Linked DNA regions of Homo sapiens: region 1 is linked to region 2. A link is an interaction called in ENCODE POLR2A ChIA-PET data of the cell type or tissue named here. Cell type or tissue: B cell. All regions are shown on one strand. Each heading gives the region's core, and the rest is flanking DNA. Links, peaks and the distances in the headings are about the cores only.

Evidence for each region. ChIA-PET counts read pairs that join two places held together with the same protein. Peaks named below come from ENCODE experiments on the same cell type or tissue, not always from the same donor. Only the 100,000 strongest peaks of a DNase experiment are listed, where the experiment ranks them.
Region 1: POLR2A ChIA-PET joins it to region 2 with 6 read pairs; 6 of 35 experiments call an interaction of 5 or more read pairs at or near these places.

The regions. Positions count from the first base shown.
Region 1 is chr18:23,167,379-23,175,105 of GRCh38, forward strand. All of the region lies in intron 1 of CABLES1 (Cdk5 and Abl enzyme substrate 1), which reads left to right. Among named protein-coding and RNA genes, the nearest start is that of CABLES1, 36 kb to the left of the region's middle. RefSeq lists an enhancer at 1,883-2,816. In B cell, for the core only: no CTCF peak of the experiment used is centred there; no DNase peak of the experiment used is centred there.
Region 2 is chr18:23,221,046-23,228,772 of GRCh38, forward strand. All of the region lies in intron 4 of CABLES1 (Cdk5 and Abl enzyme substrate 1), which reads left to right. Among named protein-coding and RNA genes, the nearest start is that of CABLES1, 89 kb to the left of the region's middle. RefSeq lists an enhancer at 5,608-5,707. In B cell, for the core only: no CTCF peak of the experiment used is centred there; DNase peaks (open chromatin) are centred at 3,484 and 5,640.

The DNA of each region.
Region 1 (7,727 bases), core at 1,355-6,354, 53 kb before region 2:
TGGAAATTCAAGGTCTGTTTCACCACATGCCTCTTTTTGCAGTTTCATTAGCTCATTCAAAATATACTGTAAAAGGCTAACAAGATGTCATCCATATGGAAATCATATTAGTTAGATTCTGTTGCTTCTAATTTCTGTGGTGTTGATTAGGTGCTAATTATTTTGGGGGATTGGGGGGAGTACCTTGTGCTTTGGTTTGTTCAGACATTCAGCAGCATTTACTGTGCACCTAATATGAGTTACAGCCCTGGACCTAGGGAGCTCTAAATCAAGAGGGAGAGCCAGACAAGAAAATCCACCTGACAGTACCAGGCTGCAACAGAGTGAAGCCCGGGAGGCCATGGGAGCAAGGAGGGGTCTGTGAGCAGGGAGGGGTGGGTGGGAAGCGGTGGTTCCAAGCCAGGCTTGCTGCAGGTCGTTGGGGGCCTCGGCAGGTAGCTCTGCCTCATTGGAGGGAAGGGGCAGATGTTTGGGGGAGGGGCCCTAGATTGGCATGGAAGGAGACAGGGCATGCAGGCGCTCGCGCCCTTCGGTTCATGCACACGCTTAAATGCAGCAGTCAGGTTGCTGTAACTCCATGGAGCTGAGCTGACGGCTCTCAAGGTGATGCCAGCAGCTGTGTGGGCAGGACTGGTGGGAACTCCCGGGACTGACCCTACTCCTTTCATGCTGGAGGCCCCTCAGGGCGATCTGAGGGCAACTCCAACCCCAGGGCAGCTGATGGGGTGGACACTAGTTTGCCCTTTCAGAGTAGGGAAAAAGCAGGTGTGGAATTTGCACACCCATGTTCATGGCAACCTTAGTCACAATAGCCAAAAGGTGGGAGCAGTCTAAAGTATTCACTGAGGAATGAATGGATACACGAAAATGACGTATACACCCTTAACGGAGTATGATTTAGCCTTAAAAAGGAAAGAAATTCTGACACATGCAGCAACGCAGATGAACCTTGGAAACCTGCTGAGTGAAACAAGCCAGTAACAGGACAAACAGTGTGTGCCTCCACTTCTGTGAGTGGAATCTGCTCGAATAGTCAAATTCATAGAGACAGAAAGTAGAATAATGGCTGCTGGGGGTGAGGGCAGGGGAAAATGGGGAGTATTCTTCACTAGGTGCAGAGTTTCAGCCTGGGATGATGAAGTCGTCTGGAGGTGGATAATGGTGATGGCTGTCCAACAATGTAAATGCAGTCAATGCCACTAAGTTGTATACTCTTAAAATGGTAGATTTATGCTATGTATCTTTTACCATTTTAATAAAAAACAAAAACAGGGCATGGAGCAAAGCTGCGTCCCAGGCTAGGGTGGACGTGGAGCCTGGCAGAAGGGTCCTGCGGCCATTCCACTTCCTTCCCTCCGGAGCTACTCAGGCCTGTTAAGCTCCTCGCTCCATGTCCCTGCTGATGAGGCCCTGGGTGCTGGAGAAGAGCAATCAGACCTGTGTGAGTGCCCATTTGTACTAATAGGGAACCTTGCAGAATTCTTCTAAGTGTCAGAGGCATTTGAGCCAGAGCAGCTCCTTCTTAAATAGGAGCTGGGTAAAATGAGGCTGAGACCTACTGGGCTGCATTCCCAGATGGTTAAGGCATTCTAAATCACAGGACGAGGTAGGAGGTCAGCACAAGACACAGGTCAGAAAGACCTTGCTGATAAAACAGGTTACAGTAAAAAAGTCGGCTAAATCCCACCAAAACCAAAATGGCCACTAGAGTGACCTCTGGTCATCCTCACTGCTACACTCCCACCAGCGCCATGACAGTTTACAGATGCCGTGGCAACGTCAGGAAGTTACCCTATATGGTCTAAAAGGGGAGGCATGAATAATCCACCCCTTGTTTAGCATATCATCAAGAAATAACCATAAAAATGGGCAACCAGCAGCCCTCAGGGCTGCTCTGTGTAGGGAGTAGTCATTCTTTTGTTTCTTTACTTTCTTAATAAACTTGTTTTCACTTTCTGGAATCACCCCGAATTCTTTCTTGCACGAGATCCAAGAACCCTCTGTTGGGGTCTGGATCAGGACTCTTTTCCAGTAATGTAAGTATGCATGATATGTTATGTCCACTAGGTCCCAGCCACCTGAAGACCCGCTATTATGGTTAAACATATGACATGAAACACCAGACATTTCACAGAGAAGTGCCTGGTCTGTCAGCAAAGCAGTTATTTCTTATGTTAATGGTGCCAAGAGGGAAGCCCCTTCCCCCAGCTCAACCAAGGCATTAAACCCAAGTCATTCCTCCCCAGTGGGTAAAACTTTATTTCTTTGGCAAGATAACTTTCATTTGAAAATAAACTTTGAAGCTGTTTGAAGCTAAAAGAGCTTGCTTTCTAACACAGCAGCAGAAACGGTGAAAGAGCCTCACTTCCTTTGAAACAAGCTTCTGGAGACCTCATCAGAATTTGAAAGGCTGTGGGATAGGTGCCCTGTTGCTTGGGATGAGGGGTCTGAAGTGGTGTGTGTGAGCTGCTGAGGCTCTCCTGAGGTTCCTTTGAAAACCTCGTGTTTCCCGTAATTGGAGTCCGCCACTGTGTGGGGTCATGGGCAGCCGGAGGGCAGGTGGCTCATGCTTGCCTGGACTTGGTGGGAGCTGTAGCCGCGTGGGAGGGGGTAGGATTGCCCAGCAATGCCCTATCCCTCTCAGCTCCCCCTGCTCTGGAAGGGCAGAGATGCCAGACTGCTGTCCTTCTAAGAGCGGGACCTCAGAATGTCTAGCAGAGACGTTGTTATCCATATCTTCCATCCCCCGGCCATGTGGATGTACATATTGTGTTGGAACCTCAGTTTCTCCATCTGCAAAAGGAGTCAGCATAGTACTCATGTACAAGGGTGTTGTGAGAATGCCAAGATGTTTGTAAAGCCCTTAGCAGAGTGCATGGCGCAAATTGTTCCCAAAAGGAAATATAAACATGTAACAAGGGCCTGCCTGTTTTTGACGTGGCCTGTTGTCCTTCCTAAGAGCCTTCGTGCTGTGCGAAGGAATGTCTGACCACACACAGAACAGAGTCCCCTTCCATCCACACCTGCCCTCTGGCTTCTGGAGGGTTTGGTAGCAGGGTTGCTTCTGAGCTTGACGTGTTTCTGGGTTCCAAGACCACACACCCTAGCCATCTCCAGCAGCGTGTGCATGGGCGTTGGGTCCATTTATGCCCCTTATGCTTTTTATTGGTCTCATAGCAGAAGCCAGACTGCTGGGGTTTTATGAACCCAGGAAAATGGGCTCTTGATGACTATGAGGCATTACATCTCAGAGCCAATTTCATAGTCGCAGTTCAGCCTCAGAATGAGCTTTTCACCTCCTGATTCTTGACAGCTTCAGCTTCAAAGGGCGTTGTGAAAGTCTGCTTTGGAAAGAATAGGTTAAGACTGACTTCCCACAGTGTTGGCTGCAAAGAAGGTTGAGGGTTGTTTTTTTGTTGTTTTTGTTTTTGTTTTTGAGACAGAGGCTTGCTCTATCTCCCAGGCTGGAGTGCAGTAGTGCAATCTTGGCTCACTGCAACCTCCGCCTCCCAGGCTCCAGCGATTCTGGTGCCTCAGCCTCCCGAGTAGCTGGGACTACAGGCGTCCGCCACCACACTTGGCTAATTTTTTGTATTGTTAGTAGAGATAGCATTTCACTGTGTTGGCCAGGCTGGTCTCGAACTCCTGACCTCATGATCCGCCTGCCTCGGCCTTCCAAAGTGTTGGGATTGTAGGCGTGAGCCACTGCGCCCGGCCTGTTCTTTCCTTTAGAGATTAAGTTATTGGGGAGGGAGTGCTAATGGGTTTCATTAACGTGATCTGTAGATCCAGGCCACATCTCCTTCATGGCCCTATCCTGGGTGGGAGTCCTCCATTCTTGTTCCCGTAACACCAGTCAGTGCGCCTTTGTTTTATAATGAACTCTTAGTGTGTCTCCTCACCGGATTGTTCTTAAAGGCAAGGCTTTTGCTCTAGTCATCCTGGATTCCACGGTGCCTTGTAGTGGGTGCTTAGCAAATGAAGGGTGGATGACTGAATGCATCAATGAGTGAGTTTATAATGTGACGAGCTCTGTCCCAGAGTGATGGAGGATAAGGAGGGGCCATGTGCCTTGAGCCTTGCCATGGTCTGCACCATTCTCATCAGCCCTGCTTATCCTTAGCCATGCCTCATGTCTTGGTAAAGCTTTACAAAGTCTGTTTTGTAACACTTTTTTTCTTTTTGATAAAGTGGTGGTATTTCTCCTTGAGATCTTTAGGAATCTGCCTGTTTTTCAGAGCAGGACCTCTTCTCTTCTTTCATGTTGCTTTGACTGTTGTCTCTCTTTTTCCAAGACCCCTGCCACCCTCTGATAACCCTCGCATCTAACGGAGCCACAGAGTCCACAGCTGCTCATAGGTCACTCACCCACGACTTGCGTCCTTAGAGGAACTCTGCTTCCCCGTGACCCCATCAGCCTCACATCCCTGCCAAACCAGGCAGCTCAGAGCTTGCCTGCATTCCGAGCTCTGGCCTGTGAGTGTTGACCAAAGGGTTAACCTTTCTGAGCTACCATGAGCCACCTAGAACAGGGACCAAGCCTTATGTTTCTTTTTTCGGTTTTATTTGAGACAGAGTCTCACCCAGGCTGAGGTGTAATGGCATGATCACAGCTCACCACAGCCTCGACCTCACGGGCTCAAGTGATTCTCCCACATCAGCCTCCTGAGTTGCTGGGACTACAGGCATGTGCCACCACACCTGGCTAACTTTTTGTGTATTTTTTGTAGAGGTGGGATTTTGCCATGTTGCCCAGGCTGGAACATTTTCTTTTACTTCTTTGTATCTGTGACACCTAGGACTGAATACTCATATGTAGGTAATGATAGTGACAGTGATGACAATGACATCTTAACACGGTAGAGACAGAGTTGGATCTGAACCCTGCCCTCCCTGTTCCTGTCGTTACCTCTGCTAACCCATCCTCCATCCTTTGCATTCTCACAGTGGATTCTAATCTTTTCTTGGGATCATACACTCTGTTTTAGATAAGAGGGGAAATGGACACTTACACACACCTTGCATCTGATTTTAGAAGGTCCACAGATCCCCAAGAGGTCGAGAGATCCCAGTTGAAGGATCTTGCTCTAAAGAAGGACACCATTAAACACCCTTAGGAAAATCAGTGGTAGTCAATTGCATTTATTTTACCCAGTCACTTTCTGAAAACTTTGGTTGAAAACCATGTCTCCCCTACCCTCCCTAGTTGTTAAGAATATATTATTTTCCACAGTAACCAAAGCTTTGGTATAAAGGGTCCATTCAGACCTCTGACATAGACTTTTTTGAAGAGTCCAATAGCAGTGGAATCCACATTGCATCCAAGTGAATATTCACGTGGCTTTAAGCACAGCTCTCATGCTGCAAATTCACTTTGGAAAGCCTTCCTGAACAGCCTGGTAATTAGAACTGTGGTGGCTAATTAAGAATACGGTGAGGCAGATGCACTAATAATATATTTCCAAGCGAGCTGTTAAAAAATTAAACTTCCTCTGCTAAGGCCGATGGAAGCACCTCGGATTGGGGTATTGTCTTCCCGTTTGGATAACTGAAGTGCTTGTGAGTTCTCCTGAAAACTGGATCAGGCTTTTTAAAAGGGAGCAATTTGCAAGGATGTCTTACGCCAAAGGTTAGGGAGATGGGAGGTTATGGAAATGGAAGTCTCAGAGCTCCAAACGGCACCTTGATGTGTGCAGTAAGGAGGTTTCCTTTTTGGAGAGATGGAGAGAGAGGGTGGATGAAATGTGGCTGTCAGCAGGTGCTGAGTGACACGCGGCTCTGATGGGTGGCTGGGGATGGAGCACCAGGTAGCCTGTGCTGGAGCATCTGTCGATGTGCTGAGCGGGCCCTGCTCTGGGAGGGTTTGCCCAGGTCTCTGCCTTCAAGCCTAACCTGCTGCCTGCTGCGCACAGACACCTGCGGGACCTCTGTAACCCACATTTGAAAGGAAAGGGAATGGCTCTGAAATGACAGTGTCTGGTCCCCAGTTCTTGCCCTCCCAACCATCCAGCTCTTCCCTGGACATGTCTGAACCTCTCCAAAGCTTCAGTAAAAGGAAATTGAACCAGATCCATAGTTTTCAAATTGTATTATCTGGAGCTCTAAGGATCTTAGCAAGGGCTTAGCAGGTCTAAAAACAGTTCTAATCTGTTGTATATTTTGGGATTTGGTGCTTCATTATTACTGTATATTTTTTCCCAACATATGTTTTTCTACATATGTAAACTTTATATATCATATAAATATTTTAACAGCTTTACTAAGATATAATTTGCATACCAACCATTTAAAGTTACTATTTTGGCTGGGCGCAGTGGCTCATGCCTGTAATTCCAGCATTCTGGGAGGTCGAGGTGGGTGGATCGCTTGCGCTCAAGAGTTCAAGACTGTCCTGGGCAACATGTCAAAACCTGTCTTTACAGAAAATACAAAAATTAGCCGGGTGTGATATGGCATGTGCCTGTAGTCCCAGCTATTGGGAGGCCAAGGTGGGAGGATCGCCTGAACCCAGGAGTCAGAGGTTGCAGTGAGCTGAGATCGCACCACTGCACTCCAGCCTGGGTAATAGAGTGAGATTCTGTCTCGAAAAATAAAAATAAAAAATAAAGTTATTGTTCAGTGGTTTTTAGTACATTCACAAGCTTGTGCAGTTGTCACCACTATCTAATTTTAGAACATTTTCCTCACCCTCAAAAAGAAATCCCATGGTTATTAGCAGTCTCTTCCCATTCCTCCCCCTCTCGGATCCCAGCTTCTGGCAACCACGAATCTATTTTCTCTCTCTATAGACTTGCCTACTCTGGACATTTCATATAAGTAGAATCATACACGACGTGGTCTCTGGTAACTGGCTCCTTTGGCTTAACATAATGTTTTCAAGGTTCATGTTGTAGCATGTATCAGTACTTCGTTCCTTCTCATGGCAGAATAATACTGCATTTCATTCATTCATCACATTTGGGTTTTCACATTTTTGACTATTGTGAACAGTGCTGCTGTGAACATTGTATATGTCTTTGTGTGGATGTATCTTGGCATCTTTCTTTGATTATATTTAGGAGTGGGATTGTTGGTCATATGGGGTGACTCTGTGTTTAAAACTTTTTTTTTTGAGACAGAGTCTCGCTGTGTCGCCCAGGCTGGAGTGCAGTGGCACGATCTCAGTTCACTGCAAGCTCCACCTCCCGGGTTCACGCCATTCTCCTGCCTCAGCCTCCCGAGTAGCTGGGACTACAGGCACCCACCACCACACCCGGCTAATTTTTTTGCATTTTTAGTAGAGACAGGATTTCACCATGTTAGCCAGGATGGTGTCGATCTCCTGACCTCGTAATCCGCCCACCTTGGCCTCCCAAAGTGCTGGGATTACAGGTGTGAGCCCACCGCGCCCGGCCTGTGTTTAACATTTTGGAATATAATTTGTATGTATATACATGTTACACCATATATATATATATATATATATATATATATATATATATATGTTTTTTAAACTGCAGTAAAATAAACTCGATAGCTTTCTATAGCAAAGCCTGACATACTGGTGACTTATGCATTAATTAACTAATTATGCATTAGTTAACTCACGCTGCCGCCTAAGTTGATTTTTTGCAGTTACGCTTCACCTGCCACATCCGTTAAATTGAATTGGGCCTTGACATGTTTAAAAATGGTTACCACAGGCACCCACTTATCTCTTTCAATGGTGATTATATCCTTACTGTACA
Region 2 (7,727 bases), core at 944-5,943:
GTTGCCCCCTGAGCACCTTCAGGAAGCCATTTAGGGAGCAGTAAGGGTCTTTCTCATGTCCTGATACCATACATGAAGAACGCTTCTCTTTGAGAAAGGGTGCAGCATTGTTGCATTAGAGGATTCCTTATCACAGTACCAGGCATGTCTTCACTTCACAAAAGGATTTGTGGCAGGGCCACAGAGCTTTCTAAACTGCTCATAAAATATTGTTTGATTTACAGAGTTTGCTTGAATTCGATAGGAAATCGTCTGCTAGATATAATGAGATGCTTCTGATAACTGTCCGTCTTCATGTTCTTTTACTTTAGGAATTCAAAGTCTTGCCTGCAGCATGAACCCCTAGTGGCTCTGAGAGACACAGAGGCGTGGAATAGAGGGTAGTGTATGCTCAGTGTCCTGAGTTGCAGACATTGGAGTCCCCTCTGATGGTTGGGGTGTGGGGCTGTGGTTTTCAGGTACCTTACAGGATTTCCAGGACAGACAGAAACCAGCACAGACACCCAGGACCAACACAGTGAGGGTAACACAGCCAGGACCCACTTACAGCCATACCCTGGGGCTCTTCCCATGGAAGTGCTGTTGACGCTGCCATCTGGGGCCCCCACCTTAGGCTTGCCAGAAGTTCTGATCTCCCCAGGTGTTACTTCCACCTCCAGGTTTCCCATGAGTGCTTCCACTTAGCAGAACCTAGGCCCCCTGTGGGAGCCTGGAAAATGTAGTTTTTAACAGTTACCTGGGTATCATGAGCTAGTCTATGGTCTCTGCCACAGTGGTTCACCAAAAGATCTGCCTGTCCCCAAACTGAACCTGGGGAGACTGAAGAACCCCAGATCAGGGAGAACTCAAGCCCCTGATCCAAGCCTGGCCGAGGAGGGAGCCCTCAGGGAACCACGGGTCGCTAAGAAGCTTAGAAGGTGCCTTCCTTCCCCATAGGTGTGCTCCTGTTAAGGACAAGACAGTGTCTAGTGAGACTGCATAGATGTCCAAACGGATTTCCAAAGCCCAGGAGCTCTGGATTCAGTCAGGCCTAACTTAAAACCTCCTTTGTGGTCCCCCAGACTTAACAGAAACAGGGCCCTTGAGGCTCTGGCCTTGGCGTTCCTCTCCAGCCCTCTCTCAGCACAGCTCCTCTCTCAGCCCTAGCAAGCTACCCATAGTTCCTTAATGCATCAGGCTCTCCTCACCTTTGGGGATACTCAGCCCTCCCTCCAGGCAGCTTTCTCAGTGCCCCCCAGCACCTGTTCCCCCACCCCCAGCTCCACTAAGAGCCCCTTCCTGTCTCAGGGCTTATAATATACATTTTAACTTATTTTTCACTTGTGGGTGTGGATTGCATCTTAATCCTCAAGGTATCTGCAGCACTGTGCACAGAAAGTAGTGGTCACTCTGGTTTTATGTGTTGGGTGAGTAGAAGCAAGGTTTCTGAAACTTTCGAGAATTGCTATGTTTATGAATATAGTGCTCACGTTCTCTCTCTCTCTCTGTCTCTCTCTCTATATATATCTATATATAGATATATATAGATTAGATATATAGATATATATAATTAGATATATAGATATATACACAGATATAGATATAGATATAGATATATATTGCCCCAACAAAGGACAGCCGGACTGCTTCAGCAGAAGCAAGTGCATCTCTCAGGGTCCCTCAGCCTGGCACCTCATCCTTGAGGGCACCTCCATAAAAGGATGGAGTTGGATGGTTGGCCATAAGGAAGGCCCAGAAGGTGCTAACACGGATGAGCTGACATGGACCTCAGGGTCCTGCTTCTCTCCAAGTGACTCTGTCCCACCCACAGTGAAAGTCAAAGTTGCTAAGCCTGAAGTGACAAAAGAGGGCGTCGAGCTGCACCCAGATGCAAGTGCTAAGCCCCAGCGAGGCCCCTCCCACCCACTAGCCAGGTGACTCCCCCCGCATTAGCCTCGCAGCCTGTGCAGTTCTCTCCGATCACGAGTGCTCTGCACCTACAGAGCCGCTTACAAATACTTGCACCCTGAATGTTAAGCCCAAGGATGCCAAGGGCCTTTAGATAAGGTCACACTGGCTTCTGCAGTCTTTGCTCGAGCCCTGTTGGAATTCCCTGGCTTTTGGCTGACAGGTTTATCTAGTCCTCTACCAACTCAGGTTGTCTGAACATCTCCAAACCAGCAGCATGTGAGCAACATGTAAGTCACACAGCCCCATATTGAGCAGGACATATTCAGATTGCATCTAGCCTAGAGTAAGAAGAGGGCATTTTTGGTTGGGTGCGGTGGCTCACACCTGTAATCCCAGCACTTTGGGAGGCCGAGGCGGGCGAATCATGAGGTCAGGAGTTTGAGACCAGCCTGGCCGACATGATGAAACCCCGTCTCTACTAAAATACAAAAAATTAGCCGGACGTACTGGCAGGCGCCTGAAATCACAGCTACTCGGGAGGCTGAGGCAGGAGAATCTCTTGAGCCCGGGAGGTGGAGGTTGCAGTGAGCCGAGATCTCGCCATTGCATTCCAGCCTGGGCAACAGAATGAGACTCCGTCTCAGAAAAAAAAAAAAAAAAAAAAGTTGGCGGGGGGGCATTTTTCCCAAGCTCGGTTCTGTAGAGAGTGGGATGCTCTATCCTGTCCCTGGAGCCCCTCTCTGTGTCTAGGGTGGACTGAAGCCCCTGCCTGCATCCTCTCCGCCACCACCCACCCGCACTCATCCACACACAATCTACTCCTTATTGCCAGGCCCTTCTGAAGCCCAGCATGGCCATCTCTAATCAGGTGCATGTGTTAGGAAGCTGTCAGGACTTACTGGCATGCATTGAATAAAGACTGGGTATGGGTTGTGCCCACGCCTTTCAAATAACACAGCTGTTGATCCCAGAGTCCCACTAATCATTACCAGGGATAGATTGCACGGCCACTTCTGCTTGGGGTGGCCCTGAGCTAATTCATTAAAGGGTATGTGAAGTGGAAGATAGTTAAGGTAAAGGTAATGCCAGACCAAAAATGAGTTCCGTAGTAAGGAGCACTCTTCAGCTCAAATATAGTCTTTTAAAGCTGGAAGGAACTTGGAGACTGTCGGCTTCCACTTTTTTTTTTTTTTTTTTAAGCTGAAGAAGCCATTCTTCCAGTATCAGTTTACATAGAATTCCAATAAATAAAACAGCTAAACAGAGAGCTCTTCTGGAGAATCAGGAATGGGCACAAGTAGCCCATTCATCCCCACTCCTGCCATCCACCTCCTTTGGTGCCTCCATTAGGAAAACCACAGCCCTTACCCATCCTTGCTGTCGTGTACCCATGGGCACCGGCGGCCAGGGAGGCAGTGTGGTGCTTGGGAACGAGCTGGCAGGCAGAAGCCTCAGTCCTGGGAAATGAACTAGCCTTACTGACCCCAGCTTCACTCCTCCGTAAAAGGACTATAATGTCCACCTCAGGGAGATGAATGAAATAGTAAATGAAATATTATATGTGAAAGCTGTAGTAGATATTCATTAAGCATTAGTTTCACTTCCATTTTTGTCCAGTCACAGAGCTTTTTTTTTTTTTTTTTTTTTTTTGGAGACAGAGTCTCTCTCAGTTGCTCAGGCTGGAGTGCACTGGCGGGGTCTCGGCTCACTGCAAGCTCCGCCTCCTGGGTTCACGCCATTCTCCTGCCACAGCCTCCTGAGTAGCTGGGATTACAGGTGCCCGCCACTACACCCGGCTAATTTTTTTGTATTTTTAGTAGAGACGGGGTTTCACCATGCTAGCCAGGATGGTCTCGATCTCCTGACCTCGTGATCTGCCTGTCTCAGCCTCCCAAAGTACTGGGATTACAGGCGTGAGCCACCGCACCCGGCCTTCTTTTTCTTTCTTTTTGAGAAAGGTCTCACTGTATTGCCCAGGCTGGAGTGCAGTAGTGCAATCTCAGCTCACTGCAGCCTTGACCTCCCAGGCTCAAGCGATCCTCCTACCTCAGCTTCCTGCGTAGCTGGGATGACAGGCATGCACCACCACGCCCAGCTAATTTTTGTATTTTTTGTAGAGTCGGGTTTCACCATGCTGCCCAGGCTGGTCTCAAAATCCTGGGCTCAAGCCATCCTCCCACCTCGGCCTTCTAAAGTGCTGGGATTACAGGTGTGAGCCACCGTGCCCGGCCATCACAGAGCTATTATGTTGCTCTTTCTAGATCTACTTGAACTTAGCAGTTCCCAGTCAGGTTCACAGTGAGTTTGTCAGTGGTGCAATTCTACAAATAATGGATTCACCTTGAGATCTGCTTTTATTCAGTCTTTTTTTCCTCAATAGTACATGTTTCTTAAAGACTATTTGAAAAATGTATAAAAGTAAAAGGAAGATAACAATTATTGAGCCTCACCTCCTAAACAAAGCCACCATTTACATTTTGGTCTATTTCCTTCCAGTCTTTTTTTTTTTTCTTAATGCATACACTTTATGGAACGTGAGGAGACCATTGTTTTGCTTTGATCTTTCTTGCTAAATCCTACCTTTCAAAACAAGCCCATTACAGAGAAGAGGAACAGATGTTGCCCAGCTTTTTCACTGTAACTGTAACATCAAACCTTCCCATAGCTGTAAACACTCTTCTCAGATGAAGCTTGTAAATTATGCCATTTTCTGGGAAGAGTCCCAGCCTTAAACCAGCTCCTTTTTCCTCAACTAACACTTGCCAAGGCCAGCCTGAATCTTTCTGCCTTTTATCCACATTAGTCACGGCCTTCTCTTTTCTAGTGTGGATTTGTGGTTTGGCTTGGTGACCCTCAGCTCACAAAATGAGTTGCAAGCAACTTTCTCAACTTTCCTAAATAGGCAGACCCCACTTAGTAAACAGCTTGTCCAACACTTCTATCCAAGACCACTTCTCTTCCCCTCGCTTTCCAGCCCCCATTGTGGGCTACTGTGCCACCGCCATAGGGCCAGGAGTGGGAAACCTGGGCCCTGCAAAGGAATTTATGGATTTACATGTAGAGAGAGGGAAGGAATTGTGAAAAACAGGAATAGCTTAGGGGAAAGGGTCCTGGAGTCCTAAGAAGGAAAGGGAAGTTCAGAGAAGAAGGTGAAATAATACAAACTTGACCTTTAAAGTGTTACTCAGCTGGGCACAGTGGCTCATGCCTGTAATCCCAGTACTTTGGGAGACCGAGGTGGGCGGATCACAAGGTCAGGAGTTCAAGACCAGCCTGGCCAACATAGTGACACCCCATCTCTACTAAAATTACAAAAATTAGCCGGGCATGGTGGCATGTGCCCGTAGTCCCAGCTACTCGGGAGGCTGAGGCAGGAGAATTGCTTGAACCTGAGAAGTGGAGGTTGCAGTGAGCCAAGATCGTGCCATTGCACTCCAGCTTGGGCAACAGAGTGAGACTTCATCTCAAAAAAAAAAAAAAAAAGTTCCTGAGGGTCAAGCCTGGACCAGGAAACCAAGAGGAGAGACTCAACTTCCTCCTATTTTTTTACCCTCATACACCCTCTGACCTTTTGCTTCTATGACCCGAGCTCTTGTTTTTGCTTTTGGGCTGATTCAGTTACATTATAGGCTCAGAGAGCCTTGGGTAGGCTAATCTCCACTTACTGCATCAATGAAAAATGCATTCTGAGTTCCAACTTGCCAGCCCAGGAGCTTCTAGAGCACGACCCACTGGTGAGTGAGAGACTGCAGGTGTTGTATGGAGAACTAGTCCTAGAATTGTCCCTATGCATAAGGGAACCGACACCAGCCACCAAGTGCTCTTTACTTCCTGAGATCTGGATGTGGGTTGGTATTTCTGTACACATGGATCCGACCAGAAGAAAGTAGGAGAGAACCTAGTAAACTTGAGATTGGAGGTTATGTGAAATCACCAAACTAGATGATTCCAGCAAAAAGAGTTTCTGTGATGTGTGTGTAGGTTCACACCCCTTAAGATAACCATACTTGACTGTATGATAGTCGCAGGAGTCACTTACTTACTACAGATGCATCAGAGACCATGTGATGAAGAAGATGGCTTCCCAGTGGAGTTGCAAGGTGCCTCTGGGGGGTGTGTTTTTAAATTGTCAACAGCTTCCACATGGTGTTTATATCCTTAACTTTTGGCATTGGGGGCATTCAGATGAGGTCATCCGCTTGGGTCCATTTCCTGAGTGTTGATCATTTTGCGACACAGAGAACAGCGTCTTCTATTCTTAGAGCCTTCAAGCCTAAATGCTCCCTGCCTGGCTCCAGGCCCATGCCCCCTTCCTCCCCACCCACTTTCCCCAGAAAATTTTTGTTGTGGAAAATTACACATTCACAAATTGTGTTTCTTTCCTCACACCAAGCATATTCCCACACAGAGACAGATTCTGGAATGATCTCATGGATGACTCATGCCATTATCTGGCTGTTTATAGGAGCTGCCTTTAGACAAAGATTTGGTCATAAGCTACGTTAAGACCCCTTCATTGTCTGCCAGTTGCCCTTGCAGGGGATGGCTTATGGCTTATCGATGGAGTCCTGAGTGGGAGTGGGAAGGGACTTCTAGACTAAAAGCTGCTTTTGACTTCACTTTTGTCCATCAACTGTGGACCCTGTTCCATTGTCTCTGAACTCTGGAGGCACCTTCTGCTTGATGTCAGCAAGCAGGCCTGGTCCAAGATGGCAGCTGCACTGTATCGGAAGGGCAACAAACGGGACTCTTAAGCTAAGGGGAAGACTTGTGTCGTCGACTTCCGGCCCATGTGTAATCTCTTAATTAAAATTTAGCTCACAAGTGGTATTTCCTTTCGTAATCCAGCTTTCAGGCTTTGCTTTAGGTGCAGGAAATCTCTCACTCCTTATTCTCTTTGAAGGGTCTGGAAATCCTGTTAATATTTAATTGGCTTTTAAATTATTGACACATCAAAGTGTTCAACCTATTGTTGTCCTTTGAAGAGCTAGCGCCTAGTGGAGCTCCTGGCAGGTGTTCCAAGTTCTTGGGCTTAGAGCACCATTAGAGAAAGGATGGTGGAGAGAAGTCAGGACCACTCCATTTTGGAAGCAGAAAGCCTTGGAACCTAGTTAATTGGATCACACTTTTTCCATCTAGTTTCCAGGTGTTAGATATTTAAGTCTTGTCTTTTTTTAAGAGAGTAATATTAATTAGTTCATTGATCATGCTCCCTGAGGAAAGGGCCATAGCTTGAACTTCTTGTTATCTAATAGGGAATCTTGTTTTCCTGTCAGAATCTGTTTCATGCATTATGGCTCAGTGAGCAGCTGGCTGGGCCTCTGCCAGGGAGCCACAGAAGAGGAAACTAAAAATCATTTTGCCTTTTACAAAAGATGAAGTCCAGAGTCGGCCGTTTTATGATTAATAATGACCTAGGTATTCCCCTTTGGCCCCAAGATAGCTAGATTAGCCACCTGCTTTGATCAGGTGACTCCACAGCTGTGCATGTGTGCTTTGTGCTGAAGAAGCCAAAACTAAGACAGGGGTCCAGGGGTTTCTAACAGTGAAATTACAGGCATTCAAGGAGAGCTACATTAAATTAATTTTGGTGCCATCCTATGAAGGATGAGTTTACACTCCCAAAATGAACCAGCCTGTTTTTCTGCTCATTGCTTAACGGTATAACTGCTGCTTGGCTGTCTCCCCAAATGTGCTTTTACCTCCTGTTTTAATCCCCACCCCCATCTTCTGAGTCCCTCCCTTTTACCCCCTCCAGTCACTCCCACTCCCCCACCCCCGTGGGCCAGTTTTAAATGTCAGCCTTTGTTTAAAAAAAAAAAAAAAAAAAGTATATA